Linked DNA regions of Homo sapiens: region 1 is linked to region 2. A link is a loop called in an ENCODE intact Hi-C map of the cell type or tissue named here. Cell type or tissue: endothelial cell of umbilical vein. All regions are shown on one strand. Links, peaks and the distances in the headings refer to the core of each region. The heading gives the core; the rest is flanking DNA.

What was found. Hi-C counts contacts between places; a loop is a spot of excess contacts. Peaks named below come from ENCODE experiments on the same cell type or tissue, not always from the same donor. Only the 100,000 strongest peaks of a DNase experiment are listed, where the experiment ranks them.
Region 1: it touches region 2 in a loop (8-fold over the local background); 63 of 110 quality-filtered maps call a loop at or near these places.

Annotation. Positions count from the first base shown.
Region 1 is chr10:30,778,528-30,788,634 of GRCh38, reverse strand. No RefSeq gene overlaps it. Among named protein-coding and RNA genes, the nearest start is that of LINC02644, 60 kb to the right of the region's middle. RefSeq lists a silencer at 3,193-3,502 and an enhancer at 4,989-5,489. In endothelial cell of umbilical vein, for the core only: a CTCF peak has its summit at 4,593 (motif pointing left); DNase peaks (open chromatin) are centred at 3,214, 3,824 and 4,464; H3K4me3 peaks cover 569 bases; H3K27ac peaks cover 1,821 bases.
Region 2 is chr10:31,314,748-31,324,854 of GRCh38, reverse strand. It overlaps ZEB1 (zinc finger E-box binding homeobox 1), which reads right to left and starts at 5,639. Exons shown (of 9, transcript NM_001174096.2): 1 at 5,563-5,639. The coding sequence starts at 5,620. It overlaps ZEB1-AS1 (ZEB1 antisense RNA 1), which reads left to right and starts at 5,760. Exons shown (of 3, transcript NR_148979.1): 1 at 5,760-5,959. RefSeq lists silencers at 5,065-5,154, 5,195-5,644, 6,385-6,444. In endothelial cell of umbilical vein, for the core only: a CTCF peak has its summit at 5,280; DNase peaks (open chromatin) are centred at 3,164, 5,884, 6,484, 9,184 and 2 weaker places; H3K4me3 peaks cover 4,171 bases; H3K27ac peaks cover 5,745 bases.

The sequences.
Region 1 (10,107 bases), core at 701-8,700, 540 kb after region 2:
TCTAGAAAGCCAGGTTTCTGCTTCACCTAAAAAAAGAAACTCCTAAGAACAAAAAGTGATCCACGAGGCTGCCTTGTAAGGCAGTGCTGAGTCACCCATCCCGGTGAATGTTTCAGTGGGGCTGACCCATCATAGGGCACTTTTGGTAGACAGGATGCCTGTGTGAAGTTGGGAACTGGACTGATAACCTTTGACTTTTCCTCCTGACTCCAAGGACCTATGTTTCTGCCACTTGGCCTTTTGCTTGTGCAAGCTTGGACATAGTTTATAACTCATCCTCAACACCATTTTACCTAGGCCCAGCCAGAGCTGCAATAGCCAGGGGCCTCCCTCTTTGCTCACCTCCAATGGGGGACATTTGTCTTGCTCATAGATGCCATCTATTACCTGACTACAGGACAAGCTCACAATATGAGTCCCACCTTCCCAGAGTAAAAGTGAGAACTCAAAATCCCAGGATCCCTTGCAGGAAAGAAGAAGTCTTGTGACCTAAGTCTATCTTTCATATGCTCCTGTGCAAGACTTCAATTTGGAAATTAATAACCTGAAGGGAAAAAAGGTGCAGGAGGGAATCTGCCTGGTGCATTAATTTTCTGTTTTGAGCCACGGCAGAGACATTGGCTTTTATGCTGTTTCCCAGACAGTGCAAGGTCATGTCCCATTAGATCTAGCAGATGTGGCATTTGTGATGAAGCAGATTTGTGGCATTTTGTGCTTATGAGTGGCAGAAACCACTGCTGTTTCCTCAGCAAGTTCTGTGGCGGGATTTAGGGATCGCTCCCGGACGTTTAGCTTCAACTCTGACTCCTGGCTGCCCATGACTCTGTGAGCTTGCTCTGATCTCCCAAGAGAATGGCTCAGGGCTCACCAGTCCCATTTTGTCCCCGTTGTCAGGCACACACAGAGCTGAACTGCCTTTCCCAGCCTTCCTTGCCCTTAGGCGTGGCCACACGACTGAGTCCCAACTAATGGAGCGTGGAGAGAAGCGACAGACATCCATGCCTGGTCCCTAAAGCCTCTCACAATCACCCACACTCTTATCGCCTAGCAAGGCGCAGAGGATCCGCTGGGAGATGACAAGAGCCCTGGAGCCATGAGAAGACAGGAGCCTGGGCTCTTGGATCACTAGCCTGCATGGCGACATGAACAAGGAATAAACCTCTTATTGTCTTAAGCCACTCTGAGTTTGCAGTTGTTGTAGGGTTAGCGCATCTTGACTAGTACACTGAAATCCGTTTTCTGATGGACTAGCTAAAGCAGATTTCCTTTTTTTAGGATTAAGAACTCTGAGTATTTCACTTCCCGACTCGGTCTAATGTGTTGATTTGGTAGTTGCATCTGCAGGTAGGCCATGGTTCCCCCAGAATGGGCGGCACAGGGCTTGCCTTAGACCTCTCATCTTAGTGCAGGATGGAGGGGACCCAGCAGGAGCCCTAGTGTGGCAATCCCATCACCATAGGCAGGCCCAGCCACAGAAGTGTCTCTGATGGAGAGTGGGCTCTCTGTCTGCTTCTCTGGTCATGGTGGGCCTCTGACTTCATCCCTGGCTCCCTGCTAAGAAGTACAGGGAGGTCAGGTATGTTCTTCCTGGTGCCCCTGAATTCTGCACTGGGAATTCTGTCCCCTCCTCTTTCTTATTAGGTGAAGCCATGGTCAGGTGTGGTGGCTTACACTTGTAATCCCAGCATTTTGGGAGGCCAAGGTGGGAGGATCGCTTGAGGACAGGCATTCAAGACCAGCCTGGACAACACAGCGAGACCCCACTGCTAAAAGAATTGTTTTAAATTAGCCATGTGTGGTTAGTGCCCAACTGTAGCCCCAGCTACTCAGGAGGCTGAGGCTGGAGAATCACTTGAGCTCAGAAGTTTGAGGCTGCAGTGAGCTCTGATCACATTACTGCACTCCAGCCTGGCAACAATGTAAGACCTCATCTCCACAAAAAATGAAAATAAAAAATAGCTGAATGTGGTGGCACGCATCTGTAGTCCCAGCTACTCTGCAGGCTGAGGCTGCAGGATCCCTTGAGCCCAGGAGTTTGAGGCTGTGGATTGCACTACTGCACTCCAGCCTGGGCGACAGAGTGAGAGCCCATCTCTGAAAAGAAACAAAAGAAATAAAAAAGGTGAAGCCAACTCTGGGTCAGGAGCCCAGAGAGCTATCTGTCTCTGAAAGAAATTACCTTGCACCCACTTGAAATCAGGCTTGAGTTCATGCAGAAGATGCTCTTAGCCATTTCTGGCCAGCTCACCCCTGATTCATCCCCTACCCACAGGGCAGTCCCATGGTGGCAGTGAGTACCATGTGGCTGGCCCTCTGCTCTCAATTGGCTGGACCAGAGCTGGGCATGTGATCTAAGCTGGGCCAGCCCCATATTTTGTGCCTGAATTCTGGAGATGCAGTTTCAGGCTGGGCTCCCCTGTTGAATAGAGCAGATGTAAACTGAATTTTGTGCCTGAATTCTGGAGATGCAGTTTCAGGCTGGACTCCCCTGTTGAATAGAGCAGATGTAAACTGATAAACAGTGGCAGGACCATCTTCTGTCCTATGTGGACTGAGAAACAGGCCTTGAGGCAGTCAGTCGGCCAATAAAAACAAAGCAGCAGGAATATAGAAGAAAAGGTGAAAGAAGGAGGAAGAACTTTCTGAGCCTGGAGGTATCTCAGGCCCATGGGTCCATGAGCAAAGTCTCTATCCACAAAACAGAATTTTCTAGTTTGCTTAAACTAGTTCAAGTCCGTTTGTAAAATCTAAAATGTAAGGACCTTGATGGATACAGGAAGAAGTAGAAAAGGTTACCCTACAAGTTGCCACCCCTTGGGAACCTCAGAACCTGCTGGCTCCTGCAGAACTGGGAAACCTAAAAATTCTCATGCAGAGCTGGGGAAATAAGGCCGCAGGAGAGACCTCTTGGGACGTTTCACTAAGTGGAAAGGAGTTTCTCCAGCCTAACAGCCTCTTGTCATCTCAGAGCAAACGCAAAGAGCCCAGAGAGGTGGAGTGACTTCCCCGCGCGCCCCCACAGTCCATTGGCTTGGGGCTATAACCTAGGTCCCAGGGCCGCCCATCTGCAAGGCTGCCTGAAACCCCAAGCATGAACTCTCACTTGGAATTAGCATCCCTTTCCCACATTCGGCCCCTGGGAGCAGCGGCCAGGAGGGAGCTATCGGGAGAAGTAAGCTCGAGTTGCTAGGATGGCGACAAATGACGCAGCTAATTCTCCTCGCCTGACTGGTCCCCGCGCCCTGGGACCCCGTGTCCCCGCGCACAAGTGCGTGCTCGGGAGTCCGGCCCAGGAGCAGCTGCGGAGGCCGGGCGGCCCTGGGAAGATGCCTGGCGGGTTGTCGGGGGAGGGAGGAGAGGGTACTGGGCTCGGGGCCCCCACTCACCCACCCCTGCACCGCGGGGGGCGGCGCTGGGCGGCCCGGGGAGGGCCAGCCCCGCCGAGCCTTTCAGAGTTAATTAGCCTTCATGAATATGGATGCCACCGCCGATTGAAGACGGTTGAGAGGTCGTAACCTGACCTCGGCGAGGCGTGCATAAAGAAAAGCCTACTTTTCTCAGCTTGGCTCCTAATTGAAAGCCCGAGTGGTCGGGCGCAGCGCGGAGGGTGTGATCGCGCGCCCCGCTCCCTGCGCGCTCTGGGGACGGTGGCGGGGGCGCCCGGGCGAGCTCGGGGACCCGCAGGTGTGTGCGGGCGGCCCAGCGCAGCTTCGCCGCGGCGGGATCCGAAGTGGGGATTTATTCTGAAAGCTTTCCTTTTCCATGATGGTTTTCATTTCCTGTAATTTAGAGCTGGAAGCATTTATGGAATATCACATGGTTTTCGTTTACACAGGAAATCAGCTGCAGTTGTGAGAAGATACTGACTTACTTTTTTTTGTTTTTGAAATCCTCCTCCCCACATCCAAAAAAAAAAAAAAAAAAGAAAAATTTTTGAAAAGACGAGCTGGCAGCATGTTTTGAAATAGTTCTCCTTTTTGATCCAACCTCACTGTTCTCCAAAGGGGACTGCAGTTTATTTCTGACACGTGGTAATCACTTTATGTGAAGAAACCCCAGCATCGAGAGATGCTTTTGGTTTTTTTCAGAGCAAAGCGGGGAGCTCAGAGGGGGTGGGGGCAGGCGGGGGGAGAGGGGGGCGCTCACAGCTGCGCCCCAGCTTCCTTTCTGGGATGGGAACGATTTCTAAAGGATCTTAGGGAAAGGAGCCTGCGAACCAGGCCGCCTTTGGAGCTGAACTCCCTCCCTCCCCGAGAAAGACAGCACTTACTGCCCCAGTTAACCTGCTGGGATCACTGCTTAAAACCTTAGAGTCGTAGCGCCGTCCCCCAACCCAGGAATCACAGTATAAGTCTCTTCTTAACCCAGCCCCACCCCATCACCCCAGAAATCATCAGAGAACCGCAGGGTTTTATCACAGAGATTGAGGCCGAGGTGGAAGAATTTGCAATTTGTTTTTTTCATCTATGCCCCCTGGTTGCCACTGAGTTGAAGTCAGCACTCTCTTCTCTCTTTGCTGGGGATGGTTCTAACCACTTCCCACCCTCCACCCCCAGTTCGGAGGCCAACTAGACCGCCGTGGGCAATAGCACCACCGTGTGGCCAGCCTCCCTCTCCAAGCCCCTTCCCCTGCCTTTTCTGGGATCCTCCCGGGCGGTAGCGTGGATTTAGTGGGGCTGGGATGGTCTCTGCCCACTTTCTTCTCCTCCCTGCAATGAGGTTAACACACAGGGCACCAGACGCTCTCCCTTCATGCCATCTACTAAGTAAGACATTCTGCAATGACGGATCCGTTTCTTTGATTCAAGGCTTAGCTCCCAATTAAACAGAAGATACCCTTGAAGAGATAAAATTTAGGCACCGATTTTAGGGTGAAACAGTGTATTATTGTTTCCCAAGGATTGAGTGGGCTCCTAGAGAAAGGAAGGAGGCCCAGCCTGAGACCCAGAGGGACAGGAACCAGCGCTGTGGCCATCCTTCAAGCCCGGGCCCTAGTCATTCATTTGGTGGGACTGGGAGGAGGTAGGGTGGTGGCTCTGGGAGGTGGGTAGTGACAGAGTCCTGTACACATTTCAGGGGTGTGGAGGGAGCCTTCTGAGAATGTCCAGACCTCATGGGGCCTCTAGGACCCAGGTGGCCCTCGATGGTCACTGTGTCCCCAGCAGTTGAGACCCATTTGACAGAGTCTCAGGCAGCTGCACCGTGACCATCTTCTGCTCCTCTCCCCAAGTCGATAAAACCAACAGCCATCTGTGTGAACATAAGCCCCGTGTTTTTATGGGCTGTCTACTGGCTGCTGCAGACAAGCCAGGATGGAGGCTTACGGCCGCAGCTCTCTCAGCCTCCAAATATGAAACTGTGTAATCCGACTCATTCTCTGAAACCAAATATTTGCAGGGACAGCCAGCAGCCACCTGGCTACCACATCTTTTGACCATGCAGGTCATTGGTGCTGTGAAAACGCCACCTGGGGATTTTTCTCAGCTTCTGAGGGGTCCGCAGGCAAACCTCCCCTCCACGACACAGGGCAGCCCACCCTGGCCTCTCCTGCTGCCCCCCAATTGGGGTGTGCAGATGAAATCTCAGTCGGGCCTGTGAGCGGAATGAAAGAAACTCTGTTCATTTCTGCAGGGGCTCTGGTGTCTGTCTGAGGCCCTGGTTTCCTCCCAGGAAACTGCACTTACCTTCTGTTGCTTATTACCTAATTGATGAACTATTTGAGTCTGCATGGTGCTACTTTGAGCTTCCTTAGCTTGGCCACTAGCTGAGCATTAAGGAAGTTGTGGAGAGCAGTACCTTCATGCCCCGCGCAATGATTTGGTACATTTCCAGAACGATCTTCTCCTTGTCAGGCTTCCCTCCCTCCTGCTCAGCAGCCCTTATTTTTTCTCCTCTCTCTTTCTCTGGAAATGTGGAGTTTATTGGTCTCTGCAGGGGGGAAATGATCAAAAACGTAATTATTATAAGCTGCAACCCCTGGCCAGCTGTTTGGGTTTCAGGGTGGTTCCCAGTGAGTCACTAGGGCACACCCTCTCTCTGCCTGGCTCCTCTGGGTCCCCCTGGCTTGGCCATCTGGAAAATGGGAGGATTTTTTAAGGGAGGAGGACGTTTGGGGAAGAAAACAGGCGCCTGGGAGCCTCTCTCTCTCTCTCTCTGTCTCTGTCTCTCTCGCTCTCTCTCTTTCCTAACCCCACAAACTTCTGAGAAGCCCCATGTTCCTGGCCAAACATGGAACTGTCTGGAGGGACCTGGGCGGGCTGCAGGCCTAGGCCCCCACCCAGATGGCCGCTGTGCTGCCTCTCCTAGCAAAAGCCTTTGCTGGAAGGGTGAGCAACCAGGGCCTTCTGTACAGATGACTTTACCATCCCGGACACCATTTTAAATAGATCGACATTTCAATATGTATTTATTCTTGTTGTATATACAAAAAAATTAATACAAAATAAAAAAAGCCCTGCTGGTGATATGCCAGGCTGAGATATATAATGATATTTAGCAGCAACTGTGTCATTCTGTGTTGTTGACAGTAAAATAAATTAACATAATAAACATAATTTGCTCAAAAACAGCTAAGGAAAAGCAGATGGTTAGCACATTTCAGCAGGACCTGTTGGTCCAAGTTTGCACGGATGTTTAGACGTTTGTGCAGTCTGCAACAGATGCTTGCCTGGGTTCCCAGGCGCTCCCACGTGATAGGCACGGGAGGGCTCCACGCCTCTGGCCTGGGACAGGGCCACCGCACTGCAAAGAAATGGGGTCCCCAGGAAAGGGAGCTGCCATGTGCATTGCAGCCCCAGGCCAGGGCTGGCTCAGCGTGAAGAGTGGCAGAGGCACCAGGCTGGCTTTCCCGCCAGGCAGAGCTGGAGCCTGCAAGCGCCTGGGCCATTAGCATTCATGGCCTGTCGCCTGCCCAGCGCACATCCTTTGTGTGCCTGGAACAAGGGAGCTTTCTTCCAGGGAGGATGGCGCCGAGGCACTCCGGATCCTGCAGGCGAGCTTCCCAGTGGCAATGGGGACCAGTGGGCCTTGGCCCTCCCTTTGGTTCATGCACCCATAGCTCTGGAAAGAGAAGAAAATGTTATTTTTGCAGAAGATGCCTCAGTGCCTGGGAAGAAGAAGAGGGCTGTGGATTTATTTTATTCTGCAGATTGGAGGGGATAGGGCCTGCAGATCCCCAACATCAGGACCCCGGGGTCCCTGGCTCTACCAGGCAAATAGTCCATGTTAGTAGCCTCCTGGGAAGGAGCATTTTTCCTGAGGGCAGAGGTGAAGGCTGAGGCCCCCAGCGATGGGCGATGGCATTTCAACCTGTCCTTCTCAAACAGGGCAGAAAGAGGGACTCATGAGAAAGATGATGTTGGGATTTCTGCTCAGAAACCTCACTACCCCACCGAAGGAGGGCTGAGGGCTCCCTCCCACCCAGCACTGGGATGCCAGGGCAGGTCACTGAAAAGGGCAGCCCTTCCTGGAGTTTGGATGCAGCTCCAAAAGCTCCTGGGAATTCCCGTGCTGCCTGAGCAGTGCTGTAGGCAAAGCCCCCATGGTCCATACTTGAGAGTTCAGATATAGGCTAGACATGGTTTCTGGTAGAAAGGAGCTTATTATTATTATTATTATTATTATTTTTAGAGATGAAGTCTCAGTCTGTCTGTCACCCGGGATGGAGTGTAGTGGTGCCATCATAGCTTGCTGCAGCCTCCCACGTCTGGGCTCAAGCAGCCTTCCCCACCTCAGCCTCCCAAGTAGCTGGGACCCCAGAAACCCTGGGACCCCACACCTGGCTAATTTTGCTGTGTGGTTTGTGCTTGCACCGGTGCCTCGGCCTCCCTTTGTAGGTCTCCTTGCCACGTTGGGACCCTCCCCGCGGGGCTCACCCGCCAGAGGGGCTAGAAGCAGGGACCCCAGAAACCCCAGGACCCCACACCTGGCTAATTTCAAAAAAAGTTTTTTTAGAGATGGGGGTCTCACTGTGTTGCCTGGGCTGGTCTCCAGCTCCTGGCTTCAAGAGATCCTCCCACTTCAGCCTCCTGAGTTTCTGGGATTACTGATGCACACTACCATGCCCCACCTGCTAGAAAAGAGTTTAGAGTAGGAGACCCAACTGGATATAAAATAGCTGGAAAGACAGATGCCCTGTTGTAGGACAGGTTAAGCATCTGTAGCTCCACCACAGAGCTGTTAGCATGGCACAGTTGCCCGGTCTGAGTCTGGGATCCTGGCAATAGGTGTGCTTAGCACCACGCCTGGTATGTGCCACGTGCCCACTAAATGGTAGCGGTTGTTAACCCTGACTGCTGCGTCGAAGACAGTTTCATGGGAAGAACAGCTTGCCCCCTGCGTCCAGAGGACAATTAGACCTTTTCCAAGTGTCTAACAGGCCCCTCAAACATGGCCAAGACTTGAGGATCTGGCCCCAGTTCATCCCTTATGGAGTCATCCCACCTCTGGAAATACCCCTGCCATCTATCCTGATGTTCAGCCAAAAACTGGAGGCCATTTTTTCCTTCTCTCTTTTGCCAACCCCCACATCAGATCTCATCAGCAAGCCTTGTCAACTCTACATCCAAAAAGCATGCTGCATCCCCCAACTCACCATCTTCCCCTTGCTCTACCACAGCCGTGGTTCAAGCCACCTTACTCTCTCCAGTTCCTGAGCAGCTGCTGATGGATTTGCTCCACTCGAAGCCCTATAATCAGAGCGTGCTGATTAAAACCCCACTCTGTCAGGCCAGGCTCTCTGGGAAGCAGAAGGCAGGATGCAGTTGGAAAGGAAAGGAGTTTACCAGGGGAGACCTGCAGAGTATGCAGAAGAGAGGAAGCACAAGGAGGCAGGGAGAGCCTTCAGACCAGCATGTGGGTCTGACCCCCGGAGAAGAGAGAGCTGAAGGAAAGAAGAGAGGGTAGGAAGAGCTTCAGGCCACACTGCAGCTCTGAGAAAGCCCAGCCAGACCAGCAAGGAGCTTCCCAACGGAGTCCGGGCTCATGCACCCCCGTAGAGATTGGTCTTTGGGCGGAGTATGGCCGCAGGTCGAACACTGCAGGAGGATCTTGGTGGCACTGCACTTGGAGGCTGTCCACTGCCTGCTCTGGTCCCAGCAGGTCCTCTCTTGAAGTGGGAGCTGAGCAGTGCCCCCATGGCTCCCACATTCACCATTGGGTTCCCCTTGCCCTTGGGGCAATATAACCTGGCTCACAGAACTCCTACCTACCTTAGTGCCCTCACCTTCCCCGCCCTGCAGTGGGGAAGTGCTCCAACCCCAGATCCTCAAACAAGCCAAACTTCTCCCAATGTTATGGCTTTTCTGTCTGTGTAGATCATTGATCTCCTTATTCCTCCAATGGCTGGCTTCTTCCTGCAATTCAGATCTCAGTTCAGTGTCAGCAGAGCCTTCCCTGGATCTTCCACTCTTATGCACCACCCAATCATTCTCTTTCATAGCATCTTATTTCAGTCTTGCAGAGCCTTTATCATTGTCTGATTTTCTTCCTCCTCCTTCTCTTCTTCTTCCTCCTCCTCCCTTCCCCTCCTCCCCTTCCTCCTCCCCTCCTGCTCTTCCTCCTCCTTCTTCTTCTTATCCTTCTCATTCTCCTCCTCCCCTTCCTCCTTCCCTCCTCTTCTTCCTCCTACTCCTTCTTCTTCTTATCCTTCTCCTTTTTCTCCTTCTCCCTCTCTTTCTCCTCCTTCCTCTTCTTCCTCTTCCTCCTCCTCCTCTTCTTCTTCCTCCTCTCCTTCTTCCTCTCCTTCTTATTCGCCTTCCTTTCCTCTTCTTCCCCTTCTCCTCCCTCTCCCTCTTCTTTTCTTTCTCCTTCTCATTCTTTCTTTCTCCTCCTCCTCTTCTTCTTCATCTTCTCCTTCCTCTTCCTCCTCCTCTTGTTCTTCCCCTTCCCCCCTCCTTATCCTTCTTCTTCTCCTTCTCCCCTTTCTCCTCTTCCTCCTCGTCCTTCTCCCCCCATCCTCCCACTCCTCATTCTTTTCATATGTGTGTATTCAATGTCACTTTTGAGATCAGAGGCCTTCTCCGACTTGTTATCACTGTGATCCTAAAACAGTACTTAATACACAGCAGGCACACAAACACAGGAATACACAGGTGCAAATGCAAGACC
Region 2 (10,107 bases), core at 1,186-9,185:
AGTTCATATCTAGTTGAATGATTATTTAGCCAGTAATATGTACAACATCTACCCTTTAAAAAGTAGTTTAAAAAATCATTTTATCATATTTCCTAATCAGGACACTTTTTCTAGTTTAAAATTTTTTGAGTTTTCTTTCAACAATGGACTTTTATTTTAGCTTATATCTCAATTAGAAATAAAGAGCATGCATTTCCACATAAATTAGTGACTGTACTGCAAAGAAACCTTTTTCAATCCTATTTCTACAGCTTCAAGTTTTCTAACCTCTCGCTGTACTCTTGCACACTAATGCATATCTTCTTCCAACATCTGCATGATTTTTCTCCTCCTCTGCTGCAATTCAATACAGGTAGTTAAGAGTAGCTAACAATATAATTCCACATGATACTGCATCTGTGTTTACATCTGGCTCTAACCACATGCTTAAAAGTGATTTATACAGGTAAATCCACAAGAGGATAAAGCAAAAGAAAAACACAACTATGAGAAATCATTATGCTCTTATTTTAAAAATATCATTCTCAATTTAACAGAAGTTTCTCAGCACATGCTTCAAAAGCTACTACATAGGAGGTATGCCATTTCAAACATACTAGAGACTAGAGAAAGGAAGAAAACAGTATTAAACAAATATTTCACATGCTTTTTATATCAGGGTCATCTTCATAAACGATTAATATTTTCAATTTATAAGATACTTTAAGTTTTGCTCCATGCTACAATGTATCTCGTGACTTTGTGGCAAAGTTTCTGAGTTCATAAACATTTAAGTGAATCACACCTATTCACTACTGAGCCCTCAGGAATTAGAATACTAAATTCAAGAAATACCTGTCAGGAAATGAAAAACTATTTACACACACACACACACACACACACACACACACGAAGAACCATGACATCCTAAAATAAGAAATTAACACAGGCTTACCTGGCAATTCAATACCTACTTAGTTCAAGATAAACAGTATGGCTATTCCATTACGGTACTGATATTGATGCATTTATAAAAACACCACTAAAAATAATTAAGGAAATAAATACTTCTAATGTTCTACCTAATGAGAGGCTTAAAATTTACAGTTATATTAATATACCTATAAGAACACAAAATGAAAAGACATAACTAAATACAGTCTCATGCAATTATTTATATGCAATTTATATAGTTTCTTGAAAGGAATTATTTAAATACAAGCATACAGCAACGTACGAACTACAGAGTTTTACTGCATATAAGATCTCAAAGCAAACTTATATTCCTTAATTACAACTGACAAATTTAAAACGTATGCACTCACTGATTCTTAACTAAAAAGGTGGGGGAGGGCTACCAGTAGGAAAAGACCTGAAGGGGAAGGAAAAGATAAAATCTAAAAATCACTAACATCTAAGTGACTGCTAGTTACCACCTCCGTTAGTAGCTCTCTGCCAACCCATCCATAGTCTAAGTCTACATAAGTTATATAAAAATAATTACACAGTATTATCAATCAATTGTAATTTTCCTTGCTACTCTTAAACTTTGACCATTTTAGATGTATTTTAACATCTAAAATATATATTTTAAGGGATCTTACTATGAATTTTAAAAAGGGGTGATTAAAAAGTATTCTAAATATGCAACATAAATATGGGTCAATTATTACATATTCTTCTCCAAACCTAAGAACATAAAACAAAATCTTTTTAAAATAAGGAGTAATACAACTGCTCTAAAACAAGAATGAATTAACAGCAATCTCAATTAGAGACTTAAATAACTCAAATTTATAAAATTATTCAAGTTAAAACAGTCCTGCTTCTTTCTAGTTTCGGCAAACTAGAAAATGCTTATGCCTAATTTAACCAAGGCTAGTTTTAAGTAACAATAAGACTCAGAATTATACTGAAGGTCCCAATCAGCACAGTCGATAGAGAGACTTATGATGCTACCACACCAATAATCATTTTTGTTAGCATCCTCTACTGGTGGTTTCCAATGACAGCAAGGGGAAATGGTGCTGATGACAGAAGGATATGTACCTTCTATTCCATCTAAAGAGAATTAATCAGCATGTGGTCATTAGTAGAGTACATCTCTCTCTCAAAAAAAAAAAAGGTAGAACAAGAAGAAAACCACATAGAAGAAAGCAGAAAAAGAAAAAGACAGATTTTTTAAAATGCAACAAAGCATGAAATTATAAATGGTAAAAACTAATTCAAGCAATTCTAATGTCACTCCTTTACGGATGACTAACATCATTAAGTTACCACACAAGGTTTGATGCTTTGGCCAAACCTTACTCAATTGGTTTACCCCTGTCAGTTACATTACCTGATACTCCTTTTAATATCCTACCTTCAGACATATTCCAGAAAGGAAATTAAAATATTTTACAGAAGGCTTAGCAGCAAAATCCACGTATCTTATTTCAAAATGAATAAAACATTATTTACATATATAACAACATAAACTATCTCTACGACAATCTTCCACTGTATATATCACATATTTCTTCATTAAAAAGATTTGAGAGTTAACGTTTTGCCAGGCAATTTTCTCCAATAAACATCTGCAACTTAAATATGACTGCACTGCTAAGAAATATTAACCAGCACATATACTGAGGTTTCACAACACAATGGAATATAACTTCATTTTTAATTTGCAAAATATAAGGCTAAATCAAATAGCATGGCTATAATCACCAGCAATGGATGAAATGCATTTGAGAACAAAAAGAAATACAAGGACAGAGCCAAAAGTGATGAAAATGGAAGATACCTGTAGTAGTACAGTGCTATCTTAAACACCTTTTGTTTTCTGAGAGTAATGCATACTGCAGACAAGACGTTTTGTGCTAAACAGACGCAAATCTGTTTTTCTAATATTAAACACAAAGGAAAAACACTGACAGCAAGCGTGGTAAATAAATCCCTCCCTTGAGAATGAAAGCAGCAGACAGGAGGGGGCTGACATACATGCAGGAGAAAACTAAACACCATCTTTTTTTCTACCTGCACAAGTTGCCATTTGCTGCAGCGATCAAGAACCTCTCTTTCCTGTTGATTTCAAGTATCTTTCAGGATCGCTTTTCCCCCCTTAAGTCATCTGTTGATATGCCTTACGAGTGTAATATTCATATCACAGGATCTCAAGGAGAAAAATCCATTCTTTCCTGTTCAGGTAAACATGTTTACAGCAGCTGCACAGACGCTGGGTGGTTCAGACTCACATGTCACACACATGTCGTCAGCAACAAGAAAAGCCCCTTTCTCTGGCGATCAACATTTTAAATAAGGTAAAAAGCGAACAGCTCTTTCCGAACCAACTTACCTTTCATAAAGCCACATCAGCAACAGCGGCAACAGCTCAATATGGAACACACACTATTTGACGCTAAAACAGGAAATTAAAATTGCAATAGCCTATGCTCCACTCCTTGCTATAACAAGTCATCTCTCCACAATGAGAATACCAAAATACCTTTCGTTTATAATCAACAGACGTCTTTAAAATGCAAGTGTTTATTTGAATAATTAAAATCACGAAAGCAGTGATTTTAATGATGGCTCGAATATATTAAAAATATAATTATGGATTGGAAGGAAACATCTTGAAACAGCTTAAAAATCTTCGTATCTGCTTCTAGACAGGAAATCCCACACAAAATCTAAAATTGCCAGGAAAGGTTACAAAACCTCGCGTTTCGCATCCCAGAGGGGAGGGAGAAAGGGAGCCCAGGCGCGGGGGGTGGGGCTGGGGGAGCACGAGAGAGTTTTCTCCTAAACACGTATTTCCTCGTTTTCTCGACGCTGCAGCGGTCCCATTATAGACGCATTTATTGCCCCTCTCTTAAAAGTCGTTTTAAAAATAACGCAGGAACCAAAGCGAGCCCCTCGGTCCGAAATGTACGTGTAATTCCTTATATAGCCTGGGCTGCGGCCGGCGGCAGGGCCGTTGCCGCCCATTATTATACAAACAGGTACCGGGGCGGCGCAGGCGGGGGCTGCTCTCCCTGCGCTCCCGCCGCCCCCGGGCGGACAAGTCTCGCCCCTCTCGCCACAGGAACTGTCCAGACAATAACAATCAGCAGACATTTCGCTGCTGCACGAGAGGGAGAGAAAGCATAGCATCGCCCCGAGATAACCAGAAATACAATCAACTTACAACGTCTCTCCAAACTGGAAAAGGCGACTGTGCAACCACCACCACATGTTCAGGTCTCGATCCCTCGGGCTGTCTCTCTTTTTTTTTAACTCTCACGCCAGGCAGAGGGGTGTGTGTTTCCCTTGGCACAGCAGCACAAATCAATAAACACTGCAGCTGCGGTGCAAGTAGCAGCCCCGCGCGTCCGTCGGTCCGTCCGCCCCCTCCCCCACCCTCCTTCCACCCGAGACCCAGAGCGCCATCCAAGCCCCATTATCCGGCTTCAGCGCTCCGTGCGTCCGGCCCAGGTAACAACTTCCCCAAAAACCGAAAGAGAAAAGCGCGAGGCGCACGCACACCGGCCCATCCCGGCGCAGAGACCTCGTCTGCCCCGGGAGGGGGATCTGTCTGTGGTGCTTCCCGGTCTCTAAGCCCAGGTAACAACTCCGCAAACACACCCGCCGCCCAGCTCGCCCCCATCCGCGCGGCTCCCGGCGGCGTTAAGTGGGTACCTTTCCTGCCTTGTTCCCCGCGCCGCCCCGCCGCGCCCCGCCAAACGTGGACCCCACTCGCGGGGCTCGCCGCGGAGTCCCCAGGCCGGGGCTCTGGGCCGGGCAGCGGGAGGCGCCAGGGAGGAGGGGCGCTTAGGGACCCGCGCCCCCGCGCCTCTAATCCCCGTTACGCGAGCGCGCCCGGCCCGCGGGTCCCAACTTTACCGCCGCCGGCCGAACCCTGTCCGCCCGCGGCGCGCACAGCCGGCGCCCGCGCACACGCGCGCACAAACCCCACGCAACCCGCGGCCGCCCCGTCCCGCCGCCGCCGCAGCCCGCCTGCCGCGCGCCCACAGCCCGGCCCGAGTCGCGGGGCCCGAGCGACAGCGACGGCGCCGGCCGGGGCCGCGGCGCGCGGAAGCCACTTTGCACGGTCAGCGCCGGGCACAAGTTTGTTCCGCGGCTCCCGGGGGCCTGGGCGCTGAGGGAGAATCGCGCTGAGGGGGCCAGGAGGAGGGGGAGAGGGAGGCGCCGAAGGGCACAAGAGTGGGGAAAAGTGCGGAAAGAAGCAACAGCCGCTCCACCCGGGACCAGAAAAGTGGCCAGTGCGTCCCGGCCGCCCGCCCTGCGCCGGGGATGCGGCGGCGTCGGCGCCGGCTAACGGTCCAGGGAGGCGGCAGGGGCGGCGGGAGCCGCTAGGCGGAGAGAGACCAGGTAAGAGACATAACGGTTCAGGGAGAGCGAGCGGCCGCGGCGCGGCTCCGGCAGCGGCGGCAGCGGAGGGGGGCAGAGAGCACTACTTTCTACTTTCCCACTCCACTTTGCCGTCCCTGCCCCGGCTGCCCCCAGCCCGGCTCGCCCCCCTCACCCCCGGGGGCGCCCCGGCTGCCCAGCTCCCCCTGACTCCGCCGCTCCCCGGTCCCCTCCGCCACTCACCGTTATTGCGCCGCGGGTTCGCCTGCTTTCTGCGCTTACACCTGGGGCCATCCGCCATGATCCTCTCGCTTGTGTCTAAATGCTCGAGTCACCTCCTCCCCCTCCCTCCCCCTTCCCCCCCACCCCTCCGCCTCCACCCCTCCCCCCTCCCCACCGCACCTGGTTTACGACACTCCCGGCTTTACGACATCACCTTCCTTACACCTAGAGGCTCTCGCTCTACGGCCGGAACCTTGTTGCTAGGGACCGGGCGGTTTGCGGCAACCGTGGGCACTGCTGAATTTGAATTGAGGGGCGAGGGAAAAGTTTTCCTCAGGTGTGGTGGGGAGAGGGAGGCGGATGCCGGGAAACCGTAGGGACGCGGTCAGAAAGGCGACGGGCTGTCGGAGTTGGAAAGGTAAAGTTGGAGGCTCGGCGGCGTCCTGCCTCCGCGCTGGCCACACCCGCCGCGGCTGCCCGGGGCAGGGAGGGATCTGGCTGATTCTCCCTGTACCCTGTGCCCTCGGAGCTGCCCCTCCGAGCGCCCAGAGGTCCCCGCCTGCCTGCTTCCTGGAGGCAGGGCTACCATCAGTCCCACGCCTCGCGTGTCCGCCCCCCGCACCCCGGGGCCAAGGAAAGGGATCGCGGTCTGGACTCCCCGGGGAGTTCCCTTGATGAGGGGAAGGGCAGGTTTGGGGACGGCGAGGACACGCGGCGACCGGAGAGAGGCTACCTGACCCGCGCAGCCCGGACTCCCTTCCCTTCCCTTCCAGGGACGCCTGGTTTCCCCCCAAGCGAACCGGGATGGGAAGTGACTTCAATGAGATTGAACTTCAGCTGGATTGAAAGAGAGGCTAGAAGTTCCGCTTGCCAGCAGCCTCCTTAGTAGAGCGGAATGAGTAATACCCACACGGTGCTTGTCTCACTTCCCCATCCGCACCCGGCCCTCACCTGCTGTCACCTCGGCCTCCCACACCCGGTCCGCGCTCCCCGCCCTCTTCCTCGCGTAGAACCGTGGGATCCTAGGTGGCAGGACTCAGAGCTAAGGTATCCACAGGCCATGAATTCCTTCCTAAATGAGCGGTCATCGCCGTGCAGGACCTTAAGGCAAGAAGCATCGGCTGACAGATGTGATCTCTGAACCTGATAGATTGCTGATTTTATCTTATTTTATCCTTGACTTGGTACAAGTTTTGGGATTTCTGAAAAGACCATACAGATAACCACAAATATCAAGAAAGTCGTCTTCAGTATTAAGTAGAATTTAGATTTAGGTTTCCTTCCTGCTTCCCACCTCCTTCGAATAAGGAAACGTCTTTGGGACCAACTTTATGGAATAAATAAGCTGAGCTGTATTTCAAGTAATATAGTTATAAATTAACAATGTAGCAGTTATTGATAGAGAAATTGAGAAAACTGAAACGTGACCGGAGTATTGGAAATAACGTAGTACATCACCTAGCACAATGACACATAGTAGGTGCTCAATAAATTTATGCTTATAATTTTTGTCACTTCTATGGCAGGATTTTTTTATTAGGTTAAAATTATCTTTTAAACACCTTCCGGAATTTTAGAATATTCATTAATAATGTCTTCAAACCTTTCAACTGAAATAAATTTACAGCTGAAGTCTGATGATTTAAAGTTAGAAAGTTTAATCTTGAATATAAATGAACATTTTCTCTCCCACATTTTCTTGGGCATTTTGAGAAGTAAATGCGTTATTTATTGGTCCATGAAATGTGACTGTAAATATTCTTTGCTATACATTATGTCTATATATCTGCATTCATCCTCAATGCCAAAACTAGAATCATTAGTCTTAATGATCATTTTAAGTACAGGCAGTCCTCGCTTTCCTTGATACCATGTTAACCGAAACTTGTGTATGTCAACACGGTGTCCTTGCTTTGCTTGGTTAAGTGTGAGTTCTTCCTCCCTTTTTTTAAGAGTTGTACAATGTTTTTCAGTCGCCTACCGAATCAGGTCATAGACTATGGAATTGACCCCACCCCACCAACATTTTTACAGCTACCCTGATTTCTGACCAGAAAGGAAAAAAAAACTTTCCAGCTCTATCACACATTTTACCTACTCTTAAACTTAGGAGGTATTACAAATAGCATTTTCTCATGTTCTCTTTCTGGCCTGTACCTCCCTGCTAAGCTTCCTTCAGTGTTCATCCTCACCTCATAGAGAGATGAAGTGAAGAGACAAACAGAAGTCATTTTCTTCCTTACTTTAGTGGTTTCTGGTTTAGTTAGTTTGGGCCAAACTGTGGACAAGTACCTTTTCAGGTAACTTTTTTTTCTTATTTCTATGTCCTCAACACCTAGTGGAGTACGTAGCCAATAGTAGATGCTTAATAAACATTTCTTAAATTAATATTGTTGACCTTTTCTGACCCTGTTCTTGACAGTAAGGTACATAATCTGCCTTCATCCCTTTAGTCCTTAGGAACAGATAAAGTCATGGATATGAAAGTGATCACTGTCATTAATATCCACATTAAAATTGCTCTTGATTTTAGTTTCTCCATAATCATTTTCCCTAAACAATGAACTCTGTTCACCTTTTTTTTTAAAATATGCACAGTGAATATTACTGGTAGCCCAAATCTTCTAACATAAAATTTCCATTTTGTAAAAGCTTCTGATAAGCATATATGTTATGAATTGAATGTTTGATTATTATACTTTAATATTCTTGAAAATATTGATACCTGGACTGGAAAGAAAACAGACAAAAGTAAATCTCAGAATAAATTACTGCTTTAAACATGATGCATGTGTGACGGTTGCTTCTTATCTCTTAAATACAGCTAAAGAATAGGGGAAAAATCTTTAGAATCAATTTATAAAAGAAGATTATTAAAATTTAGGTTTATTCAAATCAAACGGTAGGGGATACTAATATATGACTTTAACATGTATCCTGCATTCTTGGTTTTAGTAATTGTAGTGCTGTCATACAGCATACATTCAATATATATGCTTATTTTTAATATGTCAATGAAATGTTAACACACTGCTTCTACTGAGCACTGGGATTATATATGCTGAAGGGAAGATATTCTAAAAATGAATTTCTATACTATTCCAAATTTACAGGGAAAAATGTAAATGGATAGAATAGTTCCAATACTGAGTTTTTTCTATAAATTTTTCATAAACCCTTTGCACCTATTTGCTTTTCATATATGATTCCTGTATAAATTAGGATAAAATTTGACATAAAATTATCTTAAGTTTAAAATGTAGAGATTTCACGGTGTTCCACATGAAGCATATCATTCCCACATACCTCTTCCAAAACACATTGAGAAGTGCAATGTATAATTCTCTAGTCTTCATCAAAATTTAAAGTTCGTTAATTTCATGGAAGGATAGCATGTAAATGCAACTCTTGAATTCAATACCTAATTTTAATCTTAGAGTTTTTGAAGGAAAAAGAATGTGATACATGTTATCCCTCAAAGTACAGAATGTAGAGGTCCCATAAAGCCGCTACTCAATTCTTGTCTCTGACCATGGCTCCTGACCTACAGTAATTCTGGATTTGCAGTTCACCGTGGAACAAAGGAGGGCAATGGTCATTTCACTGTTGCAGTCTCACCAAATTCTGCAGTCATTGAGTCAGGAAGGAAACATGACTACAGGGTGATGCAGAACCCACAGTTGGCCACAGGACCCATGCCAGCCCTTCGAATACAGCCTCCCAGGAGATATCACAGGGACAAATGTTTTCTCCATACTTCCATGTGATTTTTGTTACATAGTTTACCACAGAATGGTTCTTACCCCTCTGGGGAATGAGGCTCCTATTTTTAATGTAAGTCAATGAAATGTTAACACGTGTAGTTTCTTATTTACGAGGTGATTTTTCAGGAACGTGTGTAATACAGAGATAGATATAAATATATGGAGAAAGATGTTTGCAGGATGTCGGTGAATATCCAAAAAGTAAAACTAGTGTTTTCCATGAAGTCACAGTAATTAAAAAGGATTTCTTTCAAAGGCTGCCTCCATAGAAGTTAGATTGTAGTTTCTATTACTAATATTACTTATGAATATGAATAACATTTAATTTTTTCTACACTTAATTATATGTAGGTAACTTGAGAGGAAGCAACACACATATTTTTGATTTAAGTGAATTTTAATTATTTACCATGATATCAGTGGTCTGATAGCTGGTTTCTACTGCTGTTTTTTCTCTTTTGTATCCACGTATTTCTTTTTTCTGTCATCTTGACTTCTTTTAGCAGCTGATTGATTCTGTTACAGAGTATGGCTGTTTCTTTGACCTACAGTGCTGGTGTTCTGTAAACCACAGATCCTCAGTTACAGTCGTTGCCTCTGAACAGAGGCAAGGATTGAACATCCTTGGTGTACATGCATTTAAAATGTTTGCAATCAGTAACAGGTTTTAGATGTTCTACCATTGTATTAAACTTACATGAGAAAGATGGTGATAAATACCCTGTGTCCAATTATATCCACAACTTTAAGATCCCTGGTCACACCCTTCTCATTCTCTTCAGACCTCAGGCCTCTATTTCTT